Linked DNA regions of Homo sapiens: regions 1 and 2 are each linked to region 3. The links are chromatin contacts, found by Hi-C or POLR2A ChIA-PET in ENCODE. All regions are on one chromosome and are shown on one strand. Each heading gives the region's core, a stretch centred on a gene start or an enhancer-like site at or near the end of the contact. The rest is flanking DNA. Distances are from core to core; before and after follow the strand shown.

Evidence for each region. Hi-C counts contacts between places; a loop is a spot of excess contacts on that map. ChIA-PET counts read pairs that join two places held with the same protein, here RNA polymerase II (POLR2A). Pooled maps may share reads with other maps.
Region 1: a loop to region 3 is called in a pooled map, with 7 times the contacts of the local background. The contact joins the promoter of ARPC5L here to the promoter of ZBTB6 in region 3. A Hi-C loop is called at or near these places in 1 of 168 maps with a recorded cell type or tissue (naive thymus-derived CD4-positive, alpha-beta T cell), 4 of 37 single-sample maps with no recorded cell type and 9 of 50 pooled maps.
Region 2: a map of transverse colon shows a loop between it and region 3 (18-fold over the local background). The contact joins the enhancer-like site here to the promoter of ZBTB6 in region 3. A Hi-C loop is called at or near these places in 1 of 168 maps with a recorded cell type or tissue (transverse colon). POLR2A ChIA-PET finds 5 or more read pairs at or near these places in 1 of 52 experiments (MCF 10A).

The regions. Positions count from the first base shown.
Region 1 is chr9:124,859,354-124,863,410 of GRCh38, forward strand. ARPC5L (actin related protein 2/3 complex subunit 5 like) reads left to right here and starts at 2,777. Exons shown (of 6, transcript NM_030978.3): 1 at 2,777-3,045. RPL35 (ribosomal protein L35) reads right to left here and starts at 2,604. Exons shown (of 4, transcript NM_007209.4): 1 at 2,557-2,604; 2 at 2,066-2,202; 3 at 830-911. The coding sequence starts at 2,559. RefSeq lists enhancers at 115-616, 2,105-2,728, 2,164-2,213, 2,254-2,363, 2,804-3,023 and 1 more and a silencer at 2,514-2,783.
Region 2 is chr9:124,308,131-124,311,894 of GRCh38, forward strand. The region is part of intron 2 of NEK6 (NIMA related kinase 6); the gene reads left to right. Among named protein-coding and RNA genes, the nearest start is that of NEK6, 52 kb to the left of the region's middle. RefSeq lists enhancers at 350-1,197, 1,280-2,479, 2,046-2,893. Within about 2 kb of position 1,626, at least 3 of the 41 ENCODE cell types and tissues checked have a DNase peak (open chromatin) inside an H3K27ac peak, as active enhancers do.
Region 3 is chr9:122,911,865-122,915,809 of GRCh38, forward strand. ZBTB6 (zinc finger and BTB domain containing 6) reads right to left here and starts at 1,459. Exons shown (of 2, transcript NM_006626.6): 1 at 1,387-1,459; 2 at 1-217. The coding sequence starts at 208. ZBTB26 (zinc finger and BTB domain containing 26) reads right to left here. Exons shown (of 2, transcript NM_020924.4): 2 at 3,702-3,945. RefSeq lists enhancers at 1,174-1,283, 1,294-1,523, 2,992-3,749.

The sequences.
Region 1 (4,057 bases), core at 1,527-4,026, 1.9 Mb after region 3:
TGGGTAGTGATGTGGAACCATTTTGCAGATGAAATTAAAGACCCTCATCAGGTAACTTTAGGGGAGATTATCCTGGGTAATCCCAGAAGGCCCGATCCAATCAGCTGTAAGTCTTAAGCACAGGGCTGAGGCTCCCTCCAAGTACCCACTGGGAACAGCAGCTTCAACCTGAGCCCTGAGTCCCAGCCAGCCCCCACAATCACCTATGCCCATTCTTCAGAATACATTGGATGCATGTGCACACACCGTCTCCCCCTAGTTTTCTCTGCTTGAACCCCAATAAGATGAATGTTAAGGACAAGACCAGAAAATGGTTATCAAAATTCAAGACTAAGAGGGGGCCAGACACCTGTGCACACCTCCCAGAACACTAAAGCCGACCCTCCCCAAGGTAAGGTTTGGAACCAGGGCCCATCATGCCATTGACTGTGGGTGTCTAGGCCTCAGGGCCCTCATCTGAAAAATGAGCATGGCAGGTGCCTGGCAGGGACTGACACCCAGTGCCAGTAAGAGGCAGTGAAAACCTTCAACAGCCAGTCCTATCACTGCCCAAGCCACTCAACTGGGAAGGCTGGTTTCAAAAACTGAGTCTCCAGCCAGGACACCCCAAGCCCCAATGAATTCTTGACATCTGCAGCCTGAGGAAGTGGTCTGCAGAGCCACGTGCCAGTGCAAGACACTGGTAGAAGAGTGAGCCCAGCAACAAATTGGGAAGGCTAACCACTCTCAGCCCACGCACCAAGAAAAACCTCTTTACCATGTCCCCGGCCAGGGACGGCTAGCACTTGGCTTCCTGCAGCCAACCCTCCCTATGTCCAGGCAGACTCACCTTGTAGAATTTCCTGAGGTTTTCTTTCTGAGTCTGGTTAATAACTGTGAGAACACGGGCAATGGATTTCCGGACGACTCGGCTACAAAACAGAGATGTCAGTGAAGATAGGGAAGACACATAGCACTACCCAAGACTCAGGACTCACACATAGGGCAGCAATAGCTGCAGCCTCCCCCATCAACCCATCCATATTCACTCAGGAGGAAGGCGTTCTGGGAGTGAGGTCTGAGGAGGGAAGAGAGGGGCATGGGAGAGACAGCAGAGGCTTTATGAGGAAGTGCAGGCTGGATAAATGAGGCAGATCAGAAAAAGACCTTCAATCCCAGAACACGAATTTATCCTGAGGGCTAAGACCCAACCAATGCCAATTTCAATGAGCTGATGGGAAGGAATCATGCCACAAACCAGGCAATCAGGCTAGCTTAGGGAACTGCAGGAGAGAGAAACAAGACATTTGCAAAGTGGAGTCACTACAAGCCAGGAGACTGAAGCAAACAACGAGCCAGGGAGAAGTTATTTGTAGTCATGTCAGGATGAGGGAGTCACCTAGTAGACAGCTGGTCAACATGGTTTTTGAGGATTCAGTGTGCAACTGTGCTTGTCCAATCCTCCCACCCCTGCCTCTACTAAGGTTGTTTGGGGGCAAAGAGGGCAACCACCATTTTTTTTTTTTGGAGACAGGGTCTCACCTGTCAACCAGACTGAAGAGCAGTGGCCCCATCATAGCCTCCCAACTCCTGGGCTCAAGTGATCCTCCTGCCTCAGCCTCCAGAGTAGCTGGGACTACAGGCCTGTACCACCACACCCATCTAATTTTTTTTTGAGAAGTGGACTTTGTACCCAGGTTGATGAACTCCAAACCCATGTTCCTTTCACAAGTCTCCCGCACTCTTAGCCATGTAAAATAACTTACGCTGCCACTCCAGGGTGCAAGCCACCCACCTGCCAAGGGGGTTAAAAACTCAAGTGTTGGTGGGAAGCGGAAGGAAGGGGTCCGGGTAGGCTTTGAAGGCAGCATTAAGATGGGTCTCCGGGGATGCATTCCAGGCACAAGGACCGCAAGGTCAAGGCAGGTAAGAGGCTAAGCACACAACGGGTCTCCCATGCGCGCCAGGATGCACGGAGTGGGCATCTAAGCGGCCAGCTCCTTAAGCCAACTTTGAAATCCTCCGACGATCCCGATGCACACGTGCTCCCCACCCACGAGGGCTGTGATCCGGCCGCCTCACTTACATCTTAGAGAGCTTGGAGGCCGCACCGCCTGTCACTTTGGCGACGCGCAGCTGGGACAGCTCCACCTTCAGGTCGTCCAGCTGTTTCAGCAGCTCCTCCTTCTTCTTCCCGCGAAGATCTCGAGCCTTGATCTTGGCCTGCGCGCAAGAGAGAGTGTGCCTCAGCCAGGCCGCGGGGCCATATCCCCTTCACCTGCGTGGCCAGCCCCCAAAGGCGCGCGACTCGCCATCGACTACGAGTGCGCCGGAGCCCCAACCAGGGCTCAGGACAGTCTCCCTCGCCGGCCGTGCCTTGGGCAGAGTAACCCAGGCCCGGGCCGCGCGCCTCTCCCGGCGCCAAGCGAAGAGGCGGGTTGTGGTGGCGCCAGACCATTCTGCGCGGCGCCCCACAGGCCTAGGTGGCAGATAGAATCCGCGGGCTCAGCCCGCACCGCCTTCCCCAACCCCCGCGCCTCACAGCGCTCGGATGGCGCCCGATTCCGCAGCTCTCACCATTGCTGCACAAGCCGCCAACGCCGCCGCCCGCTCCGAGGGAAAGAGGAAGTAGGCGGGGCTGACCTCCGCAACTACTGCCGGGTGGCGGCGGGCGCGGCCAATGGCGCCGCAGCGGGGGAGCCCCGGCTCCGCCTCATCTCCCCCGCCCCCGAGGAACGCCGTGGTACTGCCCGCCCCGCCTGGTAGGGCCGGAGCCCCGCCTTGTAGTGCTCGCCTCATTCACGGCACCCCTGATAGCGAGGTCGGCGTCACGGTGTAGGCGCGCAGTTGGGGAAACCGAGGCCCAACGTGGGCGGCAGCTACCAGAGATGGCACACGGAGGACTCAAATTCGTCCATTCAGTCATTCGTTCATTCATTCCTTCGGGAAACCTTGCAGATCTCCCAATCTGGGCAACTCTGAGCTGGGCGCCAGTAGTCTGGGGGTGCTGACGGGAGGAGGGGCCAGAGTTTTCAAAGACGATTAACCGAGGCTCACGTCGCGGAGGAATTTAAAGCGCGAGATGGACGGGAGGGGCGGGCTCAGGCAGTTATAATCCAACTCCATAAAGGTTCTGGGGAGGCAGTATATGGAACTGCAAAGAGCATTTACACCTTTTTTTTTTTTTTTTTTTTTGAGACAGAGCTTCATTCTGTCGCCCAGGGTGCCAGGCTGGAGTGCAGTGTCGCGATCTCGGCTTACTGCAACCTCCGCCTCCCGGGTTCAGCGATTCTCCTGCCCCAGCCTCCCGAGTAGCTGAGTAGCTGGGATTACAGGCATGCACCACCACGCCTGGCTAATTTTTTGTATTTTTAGTAGAGACGGGGTTTCGCCATGTTGCCCAGGCTGATCTTGAACTCCTCAGCTCAGGTGATCCCCTCGCCTCGGCCTCCCAAAGTGCTGGGATTACAGGCGTGAGCCACCACGCCTGGCCCCAGCCTTTATTTATTTTTTTTATTTTTTAATTTTTTTTTTCAGACAGGGTCTCGCTCTGTCACCCTGGCTGGAAGGCATGGCGCGCTCTCCGCCCACCAAAACCTCCGCTTCCCGGGTTCAAGCAGCCCTCCCACCTCAGTCTCCCGAGTAGCTGAAACTACAGGCACAAGCCACCAGGCCTGGCTAATTTGTTTATTTTTTGTAGAGCTGTTGCCCAGGGTGGTCTCCTGGGCTCAAGCAATCCGCCCTCCTCGGCCTCCCAGAGTGCCTAGGATTACAGGGGTTAGCCACCTCGCCTGGCCATACAGCCTTTTTTATTTTTATTTTATTTTTTATATATTTTTTGAGATGGAGTCTGGCTCTGTCGCCTAGGCTGGAGTGCAGTGGCGCGATCTCGGCTCACTGCAACCTCCACCTCCCGGGTTCAAGAGATTCTCCTGCCTTGGCCTCCCCAGTAACTGGGACTACAGGTGTGTGCCACTACACCCAGCTAAATTTTTGTATTTTTAGTAGAGACAAGGTTTAGCCAGGCTGGTCTCAAACCCCTGACCTCAAGTGATCCACCCGCCTCAGCCTCCCAAAA
Region 2 (3,764 bases), core at 376-2,875, 1.4 Mb after region 3:
AAGAGGAAACTGAGGCCCAGAAGCCTTGCCCAAGGCCCACAGCTGGGAAGTGGCAGAATTGAGGTTTGAGCCCCAGCCTCCAGGCCCCAGCATTGGAGTCTCAACATCAGAGCCAGAGCAGTGGTTACCCCTCTGCCAACTTGTGCCCTGGGGTGGGGTTGGGGGTGTTATTTTCCCCAGGAGCCACAACAGGGTTTCACACAAAGCAGGGACAGTGAGCAACAGAAACCAGTTTTCTGGGCTGGGTGAGGTAGCTCACACCTGTAATCCCAGCACTTTGGGAGGCCGAGGCAGGTGGATCACCTGAGGTCAGGTGTTCAAGACCAGCCTGGCCAACATGGTGAAACCCCATCTCTACTAAAAATACAAAAAATTTAGCCCAGTGTGGTGGCGGGCACCTGCTACTCCCCAGCTACTTGGGAGGCTGAGGCAGGAGAATCGCTTGAACCCGGGAGGCGGAGATTGCAATGAGCCGAGATCGCGCCACAGCGCTCCAGCCTGGGTGACAAGAGCAAAACTCTATCTCAAAAAAAAAAAAAAAAAAACCAGTTTTCTGAAAGGCCATCGGGGTGGTCGGTCATTAGTCAGCAGTGATCACATTTGGGGCCACCCTGGGCGCACTGTTCTGGGGCCAGCCCCACGCCCGTCTTGCAGTTTAGAGCCACACCAGACACTAATCACCAACATCATCTCCCAGAGTCCTCAGAGAAATCCTGGAGCCAGTGTTACTGTGCCTGTGTGTGGACGACCAGCCCAGGGTCACTTGGCTGCAGGGGCAAAAGTGGAACTTGCGGGGAGCTGACCCAGGAGCGGGGGAGGTCTTGGAGGTGGCGACGGAGCAGCCAGGCCTTCCAGGCCAAGGACACAGTTCACCCTTTCCCTTCTGCTGAGAGCCCCCAGGTGCACCAGGGCCAGGACTCTGCTGGCCCAGGCAGCTGCCCCCAGGAGCCTGGTGTCTCAAGGTGCCCCACACCTGAGCAGAGGCCACCCTGGGGACAGCGTCCTGTGGCAGCCCTGGGAGTGCAGTGGTGCCCCAGAGCCTGCTGGACCATGTCCCCAGCACACGTGCTCCATCTAGGAAGCTGCCCCACCAGAGGAGCTGGCCTCTAATTGGGTCGGATGGACTGTGACAAGAAATGCAAATCTGGGTCATCCATATGCGTGTGAGCAGCTGGAGCCCCAGCCACCTCCACCCACATCCACCAGGAGCTTCGGCCCCACTGTGGAGCTGCACGGTGTAGCCTCCCAGGACGGGCAGTGTTGGGAACCCCGGCCAGACTCCCACTAGTCACAGTAAGAAGCCTGGTCTTCCAGGGCAAAGACCCTCAGGGACCACTTCCTCCAAACCCTTCACTGTGCCTGGGGGAAACTGAGGCCCAAGAGGGGAGGGAGCCCACCCCCATCACCAGCAGTGCAGCTGGCTCTAGATCTGACAGGGAGTTCTAGCCTGTTTCCTGATTTGCGAGATGGGATTCATAACCCTTGCTTCATGAAGCTATTAGGAGTTTGGAGACATAGAGCTGTCTAAGCAGCTGGAAACTAGCACATAGTAGGCGTCTAACGTACAACACCTCATGGTTATTTTTATGAGTACGTGCGATTCTTCTAAGTGCTCAGAAAGCCGCCCTGGCTGTTTATGAGGGTATGTGATTTTGGCTGCATTCCTAGAGGTGACGGCGTCTGAGTCACAGAGTCCCACTGTGCGCCAGGTCGTGTCAGGCACATTCCATGTGTCATTCCACAAACATGCTCCAAGCAGTTGCTCTGGGGTCAGAGCCTCAGTGCAGAGGACGTGGAGGGGACTAGACAGGGGCCCCCTTTTGAAGAGGCCGGTGGCGGGTCCTGGGGCGGGGCCTGGGGCAGGGCTCAGGTGACTGAAAGAATGGAGGCTGGAGCAGGAAGTGGCAGGCCTGGCCGGTCAGGGGGTCTTGAGTGAAAAGCCGAGGAGGGATCTGAGCTGAGAGCCCACCCGATACGGAGCAAGAGCTTGGGCACCACAGTCCCCAGTCCTGGGGTCACACCCCAGCTCTGCTGTTCTTTGCTGCCTGATCAGAACAGGTCACTGCTACCCCTCCAAGCCTCAGATTCCTGAAATGGGGACAGCAGTGAGGCCCACTCACAGGGTTGTTCTGAGGACCCAAAGAGTGGGCGCGTGGGCGGTGTCTGCACAGAGCCCAGCATGCAGTAGACACTCAGGATGCCTGCTCTTCTTAGGTGGGTGCTCTGTGTACAGGTGTATTTACCCGACAGACATTGGCACATGGTGGATAAAATCATCATCTTCCTCCTCCAGCAGCCCTCCAGATCGGGTCCTCTGGCAGGACCCACCATGAGAGGTAATTAGGCCTCGAGGCTTCAAAGTCAAGGTTGGCCCAGCCCTCACCTTGCTGTGTGCTGTGAGGCCTGGACTCCCATCACTCACTCCCGCAGGAGGGTGTTCTGTAGAGTTCCCTCAGCCAAATCTGGAAGAGACATTTTCTTTTTTTTGAGATGGAGTCTCACCGTCACCCAGGCTGGAGTGCAGTAGCACGATCTAGGCCAACTGCAACCTCCGCCTCCCAGGTTCAAGCAATTCTCCTGCCTCGGCCTCCCAAATGGCTGGGATTTACAGGCACCCACCACCACACCCGGCTAATTTTTGTGTTTTTACAAAAATTTTTTGGCCAGGCTGGTCTCAAACTCCTGACCTTAAGTGATCGCCCGCCTCGGCCTCCCACAGTGCTGGGATTACAGGCGTGAGCCACTGCGCCTGGCCTAGAAGAGACATTTTCACTTTACTTTTTTCCCTGCTTTTCCAGTGAGTTTCTATTATTCATTAAGTCATGATTCAGGGTCCCAGAGTAGGGATCACCACATAACCAGGTTCCCCTCAGGCACTCTGGGAGAAGGACAGAGGAGAAGTTGATGGACCCAGCTTAGACCTGCCCAGGAGACGTGCCCCTGCTCCGCAGGCATCTCAGGCTGAGACGCAGCTGGTCCGGCCAGCAGTTCCTGGTGTTTCCAGGTGGGGAAGCAGCTGTCAGAAGGGCCAGTCCTGTAGTTCTCGGTTTGGTCTTGATGCCTTCCGCCAGGGTGCTGGCTCCTAAAGACGCCTCGGTACGGTGCCCGGCTCAGTGTGACCCTCACCAAAGACCCACTTCATGCTAGAAAGTTGAACTGCTTGTTCTGGCTTCACTAGGGGCGGTGGCATGGAGCTGGGTGATGTGGGCATGGCTGGCCCCTCTGGGCCTCAGTTTCCTCATCAGGCAAATGGAGACACAGCCGGGCCCATCTCACCATAGGGCAGGCCAGAGATGTGGCATCCTCTCCCCTTGTCTGTCTCCTCCTTCCCTGGCCCACTGTTGGCGCCCCCTCCTGCCTTTTCCTGAGAGCTCACTGCACAGGTGTCCTGGGGTCCTCCTGGCCACTGTGGTCTCACCTGGAGGCTCCATCCCTGGGCAGGTCCTAGCGCAGGATCATGTGTTCCAATGCTGGCCCCTGCAGAGTCTTTGTGGAGCTCTGGTTTCTTCACGACACCCTAAAAAAGGCAGTTTATCTAAAGGATGGGCTCAGGGTGTAAGGCTGCACATTTTTTTGAGAGGGGGACAGAGTCTCCATCACCCAGGCTGGAGTGCAGTGGCATGATCTCTGCTCACTGCAACCTCTGCCTCCTGGGTTCAAGCGATTCTCATGCCTCAGCCTCCTGAGTAGCTGGAATTATAGGCATGGGCCACCACACCCAGCTAATTTTTATATTTTTAGTGGAGACAGGGTTTCGCCATGTT
Region 3 (3,945 bases), core at 209-2,708:
CATGTTTTGACTGTGTGAGTAAAAACTGATCTCTCATAAAAGTGGAGCAAGCAGCCAAAATCACCTTGTGCCCCTGGAACTCAGTGTCATTAATGTAAATTGATACATCACAAAATAAATTCTGCTGTCTCAAAAGATTCATTTTCTGCAAGACCACATCTCCTTGCTGTTCAAACTGGAAATGCAGAACATCAGACTCAGCAGCCATGATCACAATCTAAGCAAAATAAAACACAAACATTGATGTAATAAGGATAGGGAATGCTTTCCCATGCTGTAATGGTGAAAACAAACGAAAAACCCCAAACCTGAATTAGGAAGAAGAAGACTCAAAGTCTAATGTAGGTGTTATGAACCTTTATGCCACCATCTCAAAACGAGAACTTTATAATGCACTTCTCTATGATCTCATAGCACATTTTTCATAACTTTGTTACAACATTCATTACAATGAATTGTAGTGAACAGTTTCTAGCTTGTTTCTTTTGCTAAATGTTGTGTGCCTTGTGGTCAAGAACAATCTATCAATTTTGAATATCCAATATAAGCACTGTGACCACCAAAAAGTTGATTTAACATAATATATCCAATTAGCAACTTTAACGTAATCTCCAAACTTCCTACTCCCCACCACTACAACAGGTCCTCCTTCCGGTTCACCTGGACAACTGCAATGTCTTCCAACAGGTCTTCTTTATACCACACTCTTCTGTATGCCAGATTACCCGCCTGAGTGCCACCAGGATTAACAACCCTTATTTTATTTTATTTTTAATTTCCCTTTTCTGCTTTAAATCTTCTATCGTTCTTCTCTACCTCCGGGACAGTCCAGATTTCTTAGGAAAGAATACGAGACCCATCACGATTTGGCTCTAACCCATCTTTATGGCTTTATCACCTTCTATTCTCTTTTTCATACTCGAACCTCGTTCAATACTAAATTTTTCCATCATTACCCAGACAAAAAGACACGAATACACATTTCTTACATTCGCGTTTCCAGTTCCTTTTTTCAGCTAGTGATTAGGCTCCTTTAAGCCCAAATCAAGTAAAACTAATATGACTCCACCTCCCGTTTCAACCAGAGAGAGTCAGCTGCTCTCTGAGCACCGCGAGATGGTGCCTGATGCATCTGTGTTCCTGCACCGAGCTCAGGGGCCCACACAGAGCAGGAGGAGCTCAGGGAACATCTGCTGAACTGAAACCGGATGCCAGGTTCAGCACACAGGTATTCTGGAGGCAACCCTGCGAAGGGCCAAGGCCCTGTCGGCCCAGTGGTTGCAGCACAAGATTAGCCACTCCGGGGCCGAGCCCAGCTGTCCTCCTCCTCCTCCTCCTCTTCCTCAGGCACCCTCCACCTGAGGAATCTACTTTGCACTCACTCACCGACTCAGAAAACTAGAGTCAAGGATTCCGCGGCAGCGTCTGCCCAAGCCGGAAGATGGACTTAGCCTGGAAGAAAACACATCCGGTGCCAACCAGCTTTATTCTTTACTGGGGCCCTCTAGGCGCCCCGGAAGGACATTCTGAGACGGTCTTCCTTCCTCACTTCCCCCCTCTTGGAATGACAGAAAGGCTCCTGAATGCCGGCAAGCCCCATCTCTCTTGTCCCAGTTTCGGCACTCGAGCCGTTTTCCCCCACCATCCCTTTTTTTTTTTAAGACGGAGTTTCGCTCTTGTTGCCCAGGCTGGAGTGCAATGGCGCGATTTCGGCTCACTGCAACCTTCGCCTCCCGGGTTCAAGCGACTCTCGCTCCGCAGCCTCCCAAGTAGCTGAGATTACAGGCGCCCGCCACCACGCCCGGCTCATTTTTGTATTTTTAGTAGAGACGGGGTTTCACCATGTTGGCTAGGCTGGTATCGAACTCCTGACCTCAGGAGATCCGCCCGCCTCGGCCTCCCTAAATGCTGGGATTACCGGGTTGAGCCACCGCGCCCAGCCGAGCCATTTCCTTTTGTGAGTCCTCCTGAACATCCGAATTGGAGACGGGGTTTGAGGTTCGGTTACGGCACGTCTGTCAGAGTAACCAGACCTTTTATGGATTATTCTGGGACGATTCCTCTCCTTATTGGGGCCACCTACAACTTGAAAGGTGGCAGAGCAGAAACTATCATAAAGATCCGTATTCGAGATTGCCTAGATAATGCCCCATCAGGAGATGGCCCCAACCTCTGGATCTAGCTTCACACTTAAATGCGTTCCTCCATCCCAAAACTTTTGGCCCAGCTGTTTCCTCTGACGTGCCCTAGCCTTTTCCCCAGGCTTTTTTTTTTTTTTTTTGAGACGGAGTCTCTCTCTGTCGCCCAGGCTGGAGTGCAGCGGCAGGATCTCGGCTCACTGCAAGCTCCGCCTCCTGGGTTCACGCCATTCTCCTGCCTCAGCCTCCCGAGTAAGCTGGGACTTCAGGTGCCCGCCACTTCGCCTGGCTAATTTTTTTTTTTTTGTATTTTTAGTAGAGACGGGGTTTCACCGTGTTAGCCAGGATGGTCTCGATCTCCTGACCTCGTGATCCGCCCGCCTTGGCCTCCCAAAGTGCTGGGATTACAGGCGTGAGCCACCGAGCCCGGCCTTCCCCAACGTATCTTTAAAGAACCCGTTTATAAATCTCATCATCCTGAAGCCATCCTGAACTGCCCTAAGATAATTGGTTCCCAGTTTGAAACCTGTAATCCCTTTTCCTGCCTTCATTATTGCACTTAACACGCCTGTATTAATTTGTGCCTCATCTAGGCAGAGTTATTTAGGACAGTGGCTTACTGATCTTTGTATTCTCGAAGTCTAGCACTTGGTAGGCATCAAGTATTTGTGCTGAATGAAGATATGACTGAAGAAATTCTTTTTCTTTTTTTTTTGAGACAGAGTCTCACTCTGTGGTCCAGGCTGGAGTGCAGTGGCACGATCTCGGCCTACCGCAACCTCCGCCTAGCAGGTTCAAGCAATTCTCCTGCCTCAGCCTCCCGAGTAGCTGGGATTACAGGTGCCTGCCACCACACCCAGCTACTTTTTGTATTTTTGGTAGAGACGGGGTTTCACCATGTTGGCCAGGCCGGTCTCGAACTCCTGACCTCAGGTGATCCACCCGCCTTGGCCTCCCAAAGTGCTGGGATTACAGGCATGAGCCGCCGCGCCCGGCCTCTGCACCAATTCTATTCCTTTTTTTTTTTTTTTTTTTTTTTTTTTGAGACAAAGTCTCGCTCTGTCGCCCAGACTGGAGTGCAGTGGTGCGATCTTGGCTCACTGCAAGCTCCGCCTCTCGGGTTCACGCCATTCTCCTGCCTCAGCCTCCCGAGTAGCTGGGACTAATGCCCTGCCACCAGGCCCGGCTAATTTTTTGTATTTTTAGTAGAGACGGGGTTTCACCGTGTTAGCCAGGATGGTCTCGATCTCCTGACCTTGTGATCCACCCGCCTCGGCCTCCCAAAGTGCTGGGATTACAGGCGTGAGCCACCGCGCCCGGCCGCCTCTGAACCAATTCTTAAAGGCAGTTGCTCTGCTCCTCCAGCAACAGGTTCTCGTGGAAGTAAATGAATCTAGTAACAACTTTCTGATTAATTCGTATTTTTTTCTGAAGGCAAGCTCAGCATGCTTAATATGTATTTTTAAGACTATACATAAAGAAGACCTTCCTGTATTCAAAGTAAAGCAATTAAAAAAGAATAGAAGGAGGGGAGAGTGAGAAAATAACCAATGACACCAGAGCTTTAATCGTCACACTTTTATTAAGGAAACTTCCCCATAATAAGTGAAGAGGTAGTTCATAGTATGTCTAACATACAACAGATTTAGAACAGCTATTCATGAGCTGAAATAAAATCTTCTGGGTTGTTTAGGACAGTATTTTAGAAGCAGTGACATTGGTCACCTTCCATTTATAGATCTGCTAATAAAGAAACTTAAATTAAAATCATATCTGATTTACCTCAGAGCCACTTCAGTTTGGAGTT